Regions from separate parts of the Homo sapiens genome. Here regions 1 and 2 are each linked to region 3. A link is a contact called in ENCODE Hi-C or POLR2A ChIA-PET data. All regions are on one chromosome and are shown on one strand. Each heading gives the region's core, a stretch centred on a gene start or an enhancer-like site at or near the end of the contact. The rest is flanking DNA. Distances are from core to core; before and after follow the strand shown.

Evidence for each region. A loop is a pair of places that touch in the nucleus more often than their neighbours do. ChIA-PET counts read pairs that join two places held with the same protein, here RNA polymerase II (POLR2A). Pooled maps may share reads with other maps.
Region 1: a loop to region 3 is called in a map of K562, with 3 times the contacts of the local background. The contact joins two enhancer-like sites. A Hi-C loop is called at or near these places in 2 of 168 maps with a recorded cell type or tissue (K562 and chondrocyte) and 2 of 50 pooled maps. POLR2A ChIA-PET finds 5 or more read pairs at or near these places in 1 of 52 experiments (OCI-LY7).
Region 2: a loop to region 3 is called in a map of Caco-2, with 2.8 times the contacts of the local background. The contact joins two enhancer-like sites. A Hi-C loop is called at or near these places in 9 of 168 maps with a recorded cell type or tissue (CD4-positive, alpha-beta T cell, CD4-positive, alpha-beta memory T cell, CD8-positive, alpha-beta T cell and 5 more), 22 of 37 single-sample maps with no recorded cell type and 14 of 50 pooled maps. POLR2A ChIA-PET finds 5 or more read pairs at or near these places in 2 of 52 experiments (activated naive CD4-positive, alpha-beta T cell and naive thymus-derived CD4-positive, alpha-beta T cell).

Annotation. Positions count from the first base shown.
Region 1 is chr12:89,925,605-89,930,153 of GRCh38, reverse strand. It overlaps LOC105369890 (a long non-coding RNA gene), which reads right to left. Exons shown (of 13, transcript XR_001749246.2): 3 at 2,500-2,754. Among named protein-coding and RNA genes, the nearest start is that of LINC02399, 20 kb to the left of the region's middle. Within about 2 kb of position 2,878, at least 5 of the 41 ENCODE cell types and tissues checked have a DNase peak (open chromatin) inside an H3K27ac peak, as active enhancers do.
Region 2 is chr12:89,838,793-89,842,780 of GRCh38, reverse strand. No RefSeq gene overlaps it. Among named protein-coding and RNA genes, the nearest start is that of LINC02399, 110 kb to the left of the region's middle. Within about 2 kb of position 2,125, at least 2 of the 41 ENCODE cell types and tissues checked have a DNase peak (open chromatin) inside an H3K27ac peak, as active enhancers do.
Region 3 is chr12:89,543,704-89,548,110 of GRCh38, reverse strand. No RefSeq gene overlaps it. Among named protein-coding and RNA genes, the nearest start is that of POC1B-GALNT4, 20 kb to the right of the region's middle. RefSeq lists a silencer at 2,927-2,996. Within about 2 kb of position 3,148, at least 7 of the 41 ENCODE cell types and tissues checked have a DNase peak (open chromatin) inside an H3K27ac peak, as active enhancers do.

The DNA.
Region 1 (4,549 bases), core at 1,629-4,128, 380 kb before region 3:
AAAGACATCGGGTCCTATTAATTTCTTTAATGGTTTATTTTTATTCATTTTTCAGTATTTTATATAGCATTTAGCATACGAAAGTTGTTCTTTTAGATCAATTTTAGTGAATTACATTTAGTATAATATTCATTTTCTCTAAGTTATCAATCGTGTTACAATCGAGTTTCATGAAGATTTTCTCATGTCTTTTACTGTCTTCCACATGTTACTGTCATTTTTCTCTTTTTTCTAATATTTTATTATTTATTTTGCATCTTTTTTGTTTTTCCTTTAACCAGGCTTATGAGAGATTTATCTATTTTATATAGCCTTATCAAATAACCAAGTTCCAGGTTTATTTAGTCTTTCTAGATTTTCCATTTATTTTCTTGTTCATAAGTTTTTGATTTTATCTTTATTAATACATTCTGATTTATATTATGGGTCCTTACATTTCTTTCTTTTTTTTTTTTTTTTTTTGTGAGACAGAGTCTCACTCTGTCGCCTGTCGCCCAAGCTGGAGTACAGTGGCACAATCTTGGTTCACTGCAAGCTCTGCCTCCCAGGTTCAAGTGATTCTCCTGTCTCAGCCTCCAAAGTAGCTGGGATTACAGGCGTGTGCCACCATGCCTGGCTAATTTTTGTATTTTTTTGGTAGAGACGGGGCTTCACCATGTTGGACAGGCTGGTCTCGAACTCCTGACTTCAGGTGATCCACCAGCCTAGGCCTTCCAGAGTGCTGAGATAACAGGCGTGAGCCACCAAGCCCGGCTTCATGGGTCCTTAAATTTCTTAGGATGAGTACAAAAAAACCCTATTTTTAGCCATCTCTTAATAATGGTGCCACTTAAAGCTATAAATTGCATCTAAGTACAATGTTTCCGAACTTTTACTATGTTTCATAAGTTTTGAGTTACATAGCTATTTGAGAACATGGATTGTAAAATCTCCACTTTTGGTTTTAAGTTTTTCTGTGTTTGTTTTTGTTTGGCTATGAACATGATCAATTTTTGTGAATATTCCAGAGATATTTAAAAAATAATATTATCTATTTGAAGGATGAAAAATTCTGTATTTGGCTAGTAGTCAATGTTATTGATTATAACATTTATTTCTTCTGTGTCATTACTTTTGTGTTCTCTATGTGATCTGATTTTGAATATGTATATTGGAATCTCTCTTTTTTTGCTTTATAGTTTTTGCTTTATACATTTAGTAGTATGCTATTTGGTGACTTCAGGTTAAAAGAAGTAACTGAATAAAAATATATTGCCTGGCTTCGGAGAGATCAAGGGCAGGGGTGGGGGTTCTGATCACCTTTTGACTATCATCCAAGGATTATATTAACCTACAGAAAATATTCTACTGAGTACTGCAGAGCAAGTTCAGCAAATATGCCCCCTTCTATCTGAGCAATATAAGTAGACAAGAATTTGACTATCTGTCCAATTGTTTTTGCAACTACCTATGCTGCTGAGGAGGCAGTGTGTTTAATGGTTTAGACTAGGGGATCTTAAGGTAAACTGTATGCTCTTGAGTCAGACTGCAGCTCTTAAAATAACTTTGTTCAGCTCTGTTTTCACACCTGGTAAATAGGAGATGATAATAACACAGCCTACTTTATAGAATTGTTGTGATAATTCGGTGATGGGATTCATGTGAAGCTCAGAGTCACACATGAATCAAACACTCAAAAAATTCTATTAATATTATACTAAGTTCTTGAGGCTCTCCTAGAACCATATACATAAATAGGCTTTGAAAAGAACATGATATTATATATGAATATAAATCAGCAATAGCATTATTAAAGCAGATGAGAGCAATGCAAATGTTCCAGAAATATAATTATAGAGTGTAAAATTATATGAAGTAACATGTAAAACAATGCCAAAAATTAAGTGCAAGTAAAATACAGTTAAGTTCTTCAAGGATAAGGATCGTGTTCCATTCCATTGAAATAGATCCACAGTTTTAAGCACAGAGATAGGTACACTGCAGATTAAATCAAGCTATTTTTTGATTCTCTGTGAAGAGGTACTGTCTCAAATTCTTGGATTAAATTAAATAAAAATTCTAATTTACTATCTCATGTCTCTTTCCTACAAAAGAGACACCTCTAAAACATCTTATAAAAATACTTTTAAAAATATCACTGGAGTAGTATCAGTCAAGGTTCATCATCCAAAACCTCAAAAAATAATAAATCAAAAACCATGAAACCTGACAAACTTTGAAAGACTTTAAAACTCTACCTCCATTTTCTCATACAGAAAATAGGCTTATATTTTTAAAATATTAAGTATCTCATTTTCTTTGGTACTTTGAATCTCTATGAGTCAATAACTTTGTTGCACTATGCAAAGTTGTCTAAGGAGATTAAAAAAACAAAAACCGGGTATTACAATTCCTGCTTTGAGTGAGTTTCCATCTAGCTTCAGATTCACAGCACACACTTAAAAACCTTTCTGAACCAATATATAAAGAGTACAATCTAATATTATGCAAATTGAGTACCTGAGCACTGAGGGGAAGAAAACTGAAGAAGCTAGTAATGTGAGATAAAATTCACCATTGGTCATCTGAACTCTCCAGCACCAGTAGTTCTCCAATGTTAGAATGCTAAAAATCACCAGACTTATTTGTTAAAATGCAGATTTCCAGTTCTAGCTCCAGAGATTCTCATTCAATAGGCCCACGATACCATCCAGGAATCAGGATTTTAATTAAATTCACAATCAGAAGAATGACATAATGTCTCTTTTTCTTCTCCTATAAAAGTGAAACACAAAATAATGCTTGACATGCAAAGATAAGACATGCTCTTACTTCATGGTGACCTGCTTACCAGGAAAGAGGAAGTGAAACAATCTATGAGGACTCTTTTAGCTCTAGGAGGCATATGTTTGTCAAAAGTCAAGCCATGTGAATCACGTAAACAAATTTAAAATGTACTAAAGATCTGTACTATCTGGATTTTCCACCTCTTTTTACCATAGATAAGTCTTTATGTATAGTGGACTATAGTATAATAACATAATATTCCTAATACCATTAAATATTGTCATCATCACAAATAAATTAAAAATCTACTAGCCAACTAGAAAATATTTGCCAACCATATCACATTAAAGGACGATACAGACCAGGCATGGTGGCTCACGCCTGTAATCCCAGCACTTTGGGAGGTTGAGGTGGGTGGATCACCTGAGGTCAGGAGTTCGAGACCAGCCTGGCCAACATGGTGAAACCCTGTCTCTACTTAAAATACAAAAATTAGCCAGGCATGGTGGCAGGCACCTGTAATCCCAACTACTCAGGAGGCTGAGGCAGGAGAATCACTTGAACCCTGGAGGCGGAGGTTGCAGTGAGCCAAGATCAGACCACTGCACTCCAGCCTGGGCAACAGAGTGAGACTCTGAAAAAAAAATTTTATATATATATATAATTAACACATAAAAGCTTTAACCATCTAATAGGAAAAGATGGAAAAAGACTATAAGACAATTTACAGTATAAGACATATAATTGACTCAAGTAAGGAAACTCTTCAACTTCACTAATGTTTAATGAAAAGCAAGTTATGAACACCAAGAATTTCAATTAGCAAAGATTGTTTTCAATGACAATAACTATTAAAAATAGTATTAAGAAAAATGGACTCATTCAGTCCTGTTATTGATTTTTTTTAATTTTCTGAAAAGTAGTTTATAATACATATTAAGAACCTTTAAAAATTCAGATTGTTTCAGTAATTCTTGTTTAGGAGAAAATGCCAAGGTAATAGTAAGAAATGCAGATAAGAATCATTTCTGGAAATGTTCATTATAGCATTATTATAAGAGCAGTAAGTTAAAAACCATCTACATATAAAAATGAGAAGGTGATTGCATGAATTATGGTCTATTCATATTATAGAAATAGTATATAACCATTAAAACTGTTTGTTTTTAAGAAAAATAACATACGAAAATGTTCAATATAAAATGTTAAGTGGAAAAAGAATAATTAAAATTACATATTTGGAAAATATCCCAAATATTTATTTTTTGTATGCTTGTATAACTAGAAAAAATGTGCTGAAATATTGAATGTTGTTTCTGAGTAATGAGATTATGGGTAATTTCCATTTTTCTCCTTGTAATTTTTTTTTCTTTTTTTTTGAAACGGAGTCTCACTCTGTCACCCAGGCTGGAGTGCAGTGGCGTGATCTCGGCTCACTGCAACCTTGCCACCTGGGTTCAAGCAATTCTCCTGCCTCAGCCTACCGAGTAGCTGGGATTACAGGCACCTGCCACTGTGCCCAGCTAATTTTTGTAGTTTTTAGTAGAGATGGGGTTTCACCATGTTGGCCAGGCTGGTCTTGACCTCCTGACCTCGTGATCCACCCACCTCAGCCTCCCAAAGTGCTGGGATTACAGGCCTGAGCCACCGCCCCAGCCTTCTCCTTATAATTTTTTATGCTCCCTAAATATTCTACAATAAGAGCTTATTTTTTAAGCTATCCTTTTGAGAGCTTAAAAAACTTAATACCATAGCATGTCAAAGATTAATAGGATAGAATCAG
Region 2 (3,988 bases), core at 876-3,375, 300 kb before region 3:
TAGCTGAAGTCCTTAGCTGGCAGTCAACTACTTCACTCCAGACTCCTTTCATAGGAGGGAAATAGACTTCTGTTTAACCTAATGTTCTTTTTAATTTTCCTGTGCTATGCAGCTAGACTTGATCTTCACTGTTGTGTAAGTACAGAGATGGTGTTTTATTCAGCTTTGGCTTCACTAAAATATGCAACACAAAGTCTCACTGGAGGCAGGTTCCATGAAAAGCATATTCATTGAATTGAACCTCCAAAACCATTAAATGGCCCAGAATTCTCCAGAATATGCCCTGAACTTCCCTCCAGCCTTCTTACCCACATCTAATTAAACACGTTGAAGATAAATTTTATAAGTATTTCTCTTTCCATCTTTCTTAATTATAGGTTACCTAATGGAAAAATATTCAATTAAATAGCTTAATGAATATTCTGTATGCTTAAATGTATTTTGTTAGCTTTAAAATTAAAAGATGTTGCAGAGTATTGTTTTCTGCCTTTTATTGAAAACATAAAACTTCAGCTTTATTATTACAGATTAAATCAGCTTTGGGAAGGGGGATAAACTGAAAACAAGCCAGTATTTACAATATGTTTTCTATAAGAAATTTCACTCTGGGTTTCAAACAAGCGAGTTACAAGCAAAGTTTTAGAGGATAAAATATTTGTAAATTGGTGGTTCTAACTACATATAGACATGTAAACAACAAAAATTAGTACTGTAGTTTCTGGATTTGTAGAACTATTAAACCTTAGGATATTCCTTAATTATAACTCATTGTTTGACTTCTATCAATTTTAAATATTAAAATTTTGTCCTGTTAAAACTGGGATCATAGTTTTTGCATTCTTAAAAAAAAAAGTATTAAACTCAAAATGAAATTTTACACATATCTTAGACTTCCATGTTATCCAAGTAAAAAAAAAAATTATTAAGTCCCTTTTTATAATGTTTTAATATACATAGTGGAATGTTTGTAAAACCTCTACGTTCAAATAGAAAATGTTCAATAGTTCATTAATTTTTTTTGCATCTTATGGAATTATTTAGATGTATTTGTTTTCAGGTTTTAACTAGTATTATCTAGTTTAAGCCAACAAACAGTTATTATTTAAAAGGATATTAAAAATAATAATAGTCAATGCTTCAAGTCAAGTTATTGAATACCTACTTTGTGCTAGGCACCTCTTTAAGAGCTTTACATAATCCACAAATAGAATACTGAAATTCAAGAATGCTAACAACATGCCCTGAATCATACAGATAAAAAAGTAGAAGAGCTATTTCAAGTCATTCTGTGTCTAAATCCAGGGTTTTTTCCACCAGGGTACACTCCGCTGCGTCGTATCAATGAGCAAGGGGACCATAATTTCATTCTTTTTGTCTTACATTTTTCTTCAGGTAGGGTTTAATCATATTGGTGCCAAAAGATTTCCCAACCTATTTTCCAGAATCAAGAGACATTTTAGGTCTTACTAGCATATGGGTTATACAGTCAATACGTCCGTGTAAGTGAGCATAATGTCTTGCATGACCCAAATATCAAGTTCTGCCTGATTTGACTGGTGTATAAAAATGATAAAACAAATTGTTTCATTATGTAAAGAGCATATCATCACTATCATTATTTATCTTTAAGCTTCCTGAGAACCACGGTAACAAATCAAATATGATAGGCTGCATGATTCTTGTATTAAAACTTTGAAAAAAACACATTTTTCTGGTACCAAATTATAAAATGAATATATTAAAATTGTGTTGGGTACATGAAGAAACATAATTAATAATGTCTTAAATATCAGTCGTATAAAGAAAACAGAAGTGATATTATCCACCTTTTTATTGCATTATGCCCCTCTGAAAGACAAGGCAATCGTAAAGTATAATTCAGCAACAGTAAAGTATAATTTGGCAGAAGTAATTTTTGCAGAGGTCTCACAGTTAAAAGCTGTAAACATCTACAGGAATCAAATTTAATTTAGCTAACAGAGCACTATGTGTATAAGATGTAGAAATTTTAGATAAACTCAAGCCACAAAATATGTAGTCATCCAGATGCTTACTGTCCAAATTGTCTCAATATTTCTTTGAATTGCACAATACTGTACAAAATTACACAAAAACCGTGTATTCCATCTTCTCTTTGAACTCAAAAACCCCACCAGCTATTTATACGTCCAAACAAAGCATTATTTGGTTGTCTTGCAACACCTTCCCTTATACACCTGACATCCCTATAAATACAAATACAAAACTAATGTTATGTCACATCTATCTGTCCTTGCCAGCTCCTCCCTAGGCTATAACTCCAAAGACATGTCACTATAAAGAAAGTGCAAGGGCAAAGCCACCAGAGTTGACCTATTGTGTTGAAAGTACTTCCTCTCTCCCACTTTCAGCAGCAGGTGGTGAGAGGACACTGAAGCCATCCTCATGTATGTTCATACTAACAACTGTCTTTGCCTCAGCATTTGCTTTGTGAATGAGGTCACTTTAACAAGACACAACAGAAGTGACATGATGACGAGATGTGGTGCTTTTCCTCATTAAGACATCCCATAAAACACACAATTAGCTATATAGTCCCTCCTGAGGACACTTAGACATTTTAAATTCATAGTTATCATTATATATTTAAGGATAATCATTAGCAGCAGTCTTACTTAGATTGAGGCACGAAAGGAAAGCAGGGTATAGAAAATTGCTTACCTATTTCACAAAGGTACTGAGAAGCTTAATGGTTGTAAAGCACTTGGACTGAAGGCACAAACCATAATCTTCTCACCACGTCACTGTAACAGACATCCATATGGTCCCATCTTCCATTAATTGGACCTAGATGTTGTATATATTTGATGATTATGGTAATGAGTGATGTGATTATAAGATCCCCTCCATAGGACATTTTGTCCATGAATAAAATGTCTTTATCCTGTGGGAGAAAATGTTTCTCAGCTTGAAATAATTTATTTTTGTCATCAGTGGGTTATAAACTGTGCCTTAGGCTTCTGGTGTGCAAAAGTATCTTTGAGTCAAATGCCTGTCTAAAGAGATTTCTTTTAAAAAAAAGAGAGAGAGAATGAATCCTCCATTTGTACCACGTGATCCTATCTTATCAGTCATCTAGACTGTGTTACCAGTTCAGATCCTTTACTGTTGGGTGAATTGAGTTTAAAGGTAGATAAAACAAAGCTATAGTTACACTACGTAAACTGATCTGGAAAAAAAATTAACAGGCAGTTTACCTACCATGACACTGTACATAGTCCTTGTGTTCATTTTTCTCAGGTCTAGAAACCATATGTAATTCATACTCAGCATAAATGTGTGAATTTTTAAATAGCCCTTGTAATTAAATCGGGGCTTAACAGCAACACAGAATCAAAAGTTCATGATGCTTGTTATTTAAGTCTCAGATTATGAAGTAAGGAGAAATGTCAAATTTTTAGAGCTGCTTTTTTCCTTAACTCTGTCAATAAAGAAAAGAACTTTAAATACCTTGTGGCTTTGCAATTTTCTCTTAAATTTTTCTAGTAAAATCTGAAACTTTTAAGTTAAAAATCTGCATTGCTTTCAAATTAGTTTCCCTGTAAGAATTATATACTGTTCAAGCTTTTCATTTCTACTTAATTTTACTGTTCAAGTAGTTCTGTTTGAACATTGAGTATTTGGCCTCAATCCTCTTCCTCACAGTCACAGCTGCTCTAACAAGAGGTTAGTAGATGAATTTAGCTCTCCCTTTCAACAAAGCAGGTGTCAATGCAGCCCCATATATCTCAATGAATAACAGATGTAAAACCTCCTTGACTCCTTATTCTCAGCCACTTTTGAAAAGTGGAAGTCAGATCCTTCAGAAAAGATGCTCTATTATCTTTGTACTATAAGCAAAAGACAGATATGGAAACTCACATAGTTCTCTCTTCACTCATCAAAAAAGAGACGAAAGACCAAGAAGATTGATGTCATCTACAGCCTGTCCCATTTTCCTCAAAGTGAA
Region 3 (4,407 bases), core at 1,899-4,398:
GCCAGAAGAATCCACTAATTACGCAGCATTTCATAAAATTTTTTCATCTAGTTTCTATTTCATGGAAATGTTTGCCAAAAGGTCATCATTATATGGAGCACCTTTCATTTTTTTCTTTTTATTGAATAAGAATACATGTATAGAAAAGTACAACTTTCATAAGTGCACAGCTTGTTGTAATTTCACAAAAAAAAATTAACTCAGGTAACCAATACCCACAGGAGGAAACACAACATTACCAGCCCCTAGATGCCCCCTCATGCTTCCCTTCCTGACTTCTGATATTACAAATTAGTTTAACACAGTTTATTTTAAAAACACCATATTCAGATTTCAATAGTTTCAGTAATGCTTATATAAAAAACTGACTTTAAAAAATTGATCTGATTTCCTCCGTCACTGACAAAGACAACATAAAAATGGAACTTGTTCTAAAAAAGCACAAATAGAAGGAATTTATCAGAAGCTCACATTTCAAGATAGACTTTCTGGCAAAAATCAATTAAGTATAGACATTGGATATATCTACTTCTACCTCATGTACATTTAGGAAAGACCATGAAATACATTACTTATCAGAAATATATGTCAAGGGCTAAGCTATTGCTTTGTTTCCTTATTGGTTTGCAATATTGATGCTGTTATATCTCTAAGGATTTTCTTAAATCAAGTGAGAAGAAGCTTGATGAAGAATCATTTCACTTAAACTTTAGGGTAAAGAACTGCACAGACGTGGGTGAGCTGTTATTCTTTATCCCCTCACACCCTCAGATCTATTCTCAGCACTTCTCTTCTCTGCAAAAGCTGATGAGTCAGACTTCTTACTGCTTCCCGCCTTTCCCTCAAACCGTACCTCTGGTCTCCCCGGGTATTCCCTATGACCCTTTGATGAGAAAAGAGGGTGACAGTGGCCTGGTCTGGTTTAAGAATTATCTGTCTGGGGTGGCTCTGCAAGCCATAGGAAAATCTTCCCATAGACAGAACTTCAGGAAGTACATCTGGTTGGCCACTGACATGAAAGAAGGGATAAGCTGAGGTTTCCTGAAATACACAGGCAGGGGCTAATGGGTTGGTCAAATTATCAGGGACCTGGAAGGTTGGTGCCAAGATCACCTAAAGGGAAGTTATATAATGGACCTCTAAAAATGGCTAGTCTTTGAGGCTATTTGAATAGCATATAAATGTTCCCCCAGAGGACATCTACCTCACAGAAAGCTAAATGAGGAGGTGGCCAAGATGACCTATCCCTTGGTTGTAGTGAGCCTCCTTCCCTGGCTGCTATGGTCTAAATATTTGTGTCCCTTCAAAACTCATATGTGGAAACCTAATCACCAATGTGAATGGTATTAGGAAGTGAGGCCACTGGGAGGTTAAGTCCCCAGGGAAGTTAAGTGCCCTTATGAATGGGATTAGTGCCCTTATAAAAGAAATCCCAGAGAGCTGCATAGCCCTTTCCACCATATGAAGACACAGAAGGTGGCCCTCTGTGAACCAGGAAATAGGCTCTCACCAGACGCAGAGTCTGCTAGAACCTTGATCTTGAACTTCCCAGCCTCCAAAATTGTGAGAAATAAATTTCTGCTGTTTATAAACAACCCAGTTTACGGCGTTTTGTTAAAGCAGTTGAGCATGCTAAGACACTGGCCATGTTTGTGCTTGGGTAAATGTCTCATGTACAAAGTGGCCATGGGAATAGGAACAGAGGCAATGAAATAAATAAACATGGACTTCCTCACATCACAGCTGATCTGCCACTGTCACTGCTGAGTGCCCAGATTTCTAAAACGGAAGGCAACACTGAACCCTTATTTGGCACTATTTCTTGGAAGTATCAGCCACCCAGGTTGATAATATCAGACCACTACATTATGGAAGGGGCAGGAATTTGTCTTCATGGGAATAATTACATATACTGGAGAGTAACTTCCCTTTCCTGTGCATGTTGCTTCCGCCAGCACTACCATATGTGGTTGATAGGCTGCCTTATTCATCCCCATGGTGTCACACACAGCATTGTCACTGATCAAGGAACTCATTTACAGTGAAACAGCTGTGGTATTACGCTCACATCGTAGAATTCATTGTTCTTACCTGGAAGCAGCTAGATTGATGGAATGATGAAATGTCCTATCGAAGGCTCATTTATGGAGCCTGCTGGGAGACAACATCTTGTGAAGTTGGGGTGCTGTCCTATAAGTGGTCAGATCAGTGGTTGATACATGGTGTTGAATACATGGCTCTGGGAACTCAGGATGAGTAATAACCCACTTCAATAATACTGTCTTCTTGTCCCTAAAACATTGCATCTAATGGGCGTGAGGTTCTTGTGCCCAAGGGGGAGATATATTTCTACTAGGAAACACTGAGAATGCCCCTTCAACATTTCAGGTTGTTCACAACACTGATCAAAGGCAGAGCATTGGCTGTTTGTATGGACTGGTATGATTAATTTTGATTATCAAGGAGAAATTGGGATTTTTGCTATCACATGGAAACAACACTGTATCTAGAGCCCATGGGATTCATTGCACTCCCATGTCCAGTAGTAATGGCCAATGAGAAACGGCAGCAACTCAACAAAGATGGAACCACCCGGATCCTGTGGCAAGGAAGGTTTGGCTCACCCCATCAAGTAAGACACCTTAACTGTCAAGATGCTAGGTGAGGGTAAAGAATTATGGAACGAGTGCTGGGAGGAGGAAGTCAGGATTATTAGATTAGAAATGCTTAGATGTGGAGCTGTAGTATGATAGTTATTTATTTTTTTACCTTTCTTTGCTGCCTTGCATCCTGGTGGTGACTAAAGTTACAGTTTAGGGTCCAGGAAGTAATATGACTGAAATACATCATCACTCAGTGATACAGTAGCTGATGAGACTATGTTTTCCCTGTGTTGAGGACCTGAGTTTCTTTGGCTAAGTAAAGTGTTAGAATGGAAGCTGAGTGACAATAGGGTGGCCTGGGATGGTTATTCTTAGATCTGTTCTCTGCCTTTTCCTGTCACGCTCTGCGGCCTGGGAGGCTGCCCTCTACTAGACCTGTTGTTTCATTTGCTTTTCCTTGCACTCTGGCAAGAAACTACTGGCAAGAGGCCAGAGGGCAGGAGGAGAGCCGGGCCAGGGATTTTTATGCCCTCCTCCTCTTTCCTCTCTGCCACACCGCAGATGAGACAGAGGCTCCAGCTCCCAGGCCCAGTGACCTCTCCTGCACAGTTTCAGCTCTTACCAGGCTGGTAACAGCATCCCCTCCCTTTGTCCCTGCAGACCTCCTGTGGTAAGAGCTAATCCCTGACTGTCTCCCCAGCTCTTGTTGGTTCCATTAACCCTGCCCACGCCTCTGTAAATAATCCCTGTATGAAATTCTCTTCAGCTAAACCCTTTGATGGTGCCATCTGTTTCCTACTAAGGCGTCAGTGGATACAGCAGGAAAAATAGCTGAGAAAGGAGAGAGGTATGGAGGTCAGCTATTGTGAAGTGGGGGAACATTTGAGGGCATATGGCTGGCACATACAGGCCAGAATAAGATGCATTTTCACAGGCTGAAATTGGCCAAGACAAAAAGAGTAATCTCTTCTAGTCAGAGCTCATAGTTGTTGTTTTTTTTTGGTATTGTCAGATAGAGAAAGCCTGCAAAGCTGATTGGGATGTGCCCAAGATTGAGAGGTTTTCTGGGTTGCAGGAATTTCAGTTCTAAAACTGGAACAGTCCTAGGCAAACTGGGATAGTTGGTCACCTTAATCTGTGATTATAATCAGGACTTCTGAGTCTTGCCCAGCTGCTCCTGCTGTAGGGACATTCTAGGCAAAAGGACACTGTTCTAGAACCACTTGGCTCCTCCTCTCCACCCTCAATCAATGGCAGACATCACTTATCTCTCAAGGCATACGTTCTCTACATGCAGTCTGAGATCTCTCTTAACACATGGTTCAGGAAGCTGGTATCAACTGTTCAGAGCTAGAATGCCAGACAAGAACCTTGCTAACACCCCTGAATTAGAGTGAATTAGAGCTTTGGCCCCAAACTCAAAAGCAGGGCTAGACCAAGAAGAGCCTCTAGAGCTCTTTTTTTGCCCTTGTTTCCTTGGGTATTGCTGAAGTAAGTAGCAGCGTGGGTGGCCTTTTTAGCTCCTTTGCACTTGGCCAATAATTAGATCCTACTCATCTCCATCTTTCCATCTACTGTAAGAGCTTCAAGGGCTGACATTGTGTTGTAAGAACAGCAGCTCACACCTTCAACATTAACAATCTGCCCGTTTATTATTCCAAGTGCTGTGTACTTTTTAACCATCTATATGTTAAAGATGAGGAGACAGTTAAATGATTTAAGTGACTTTTCCTAGGTCACACATGTAGCAGACCCAGGACTCAAATGCACTCATTCAGGTTCTTAGTACAGCACTTAGTGCCTC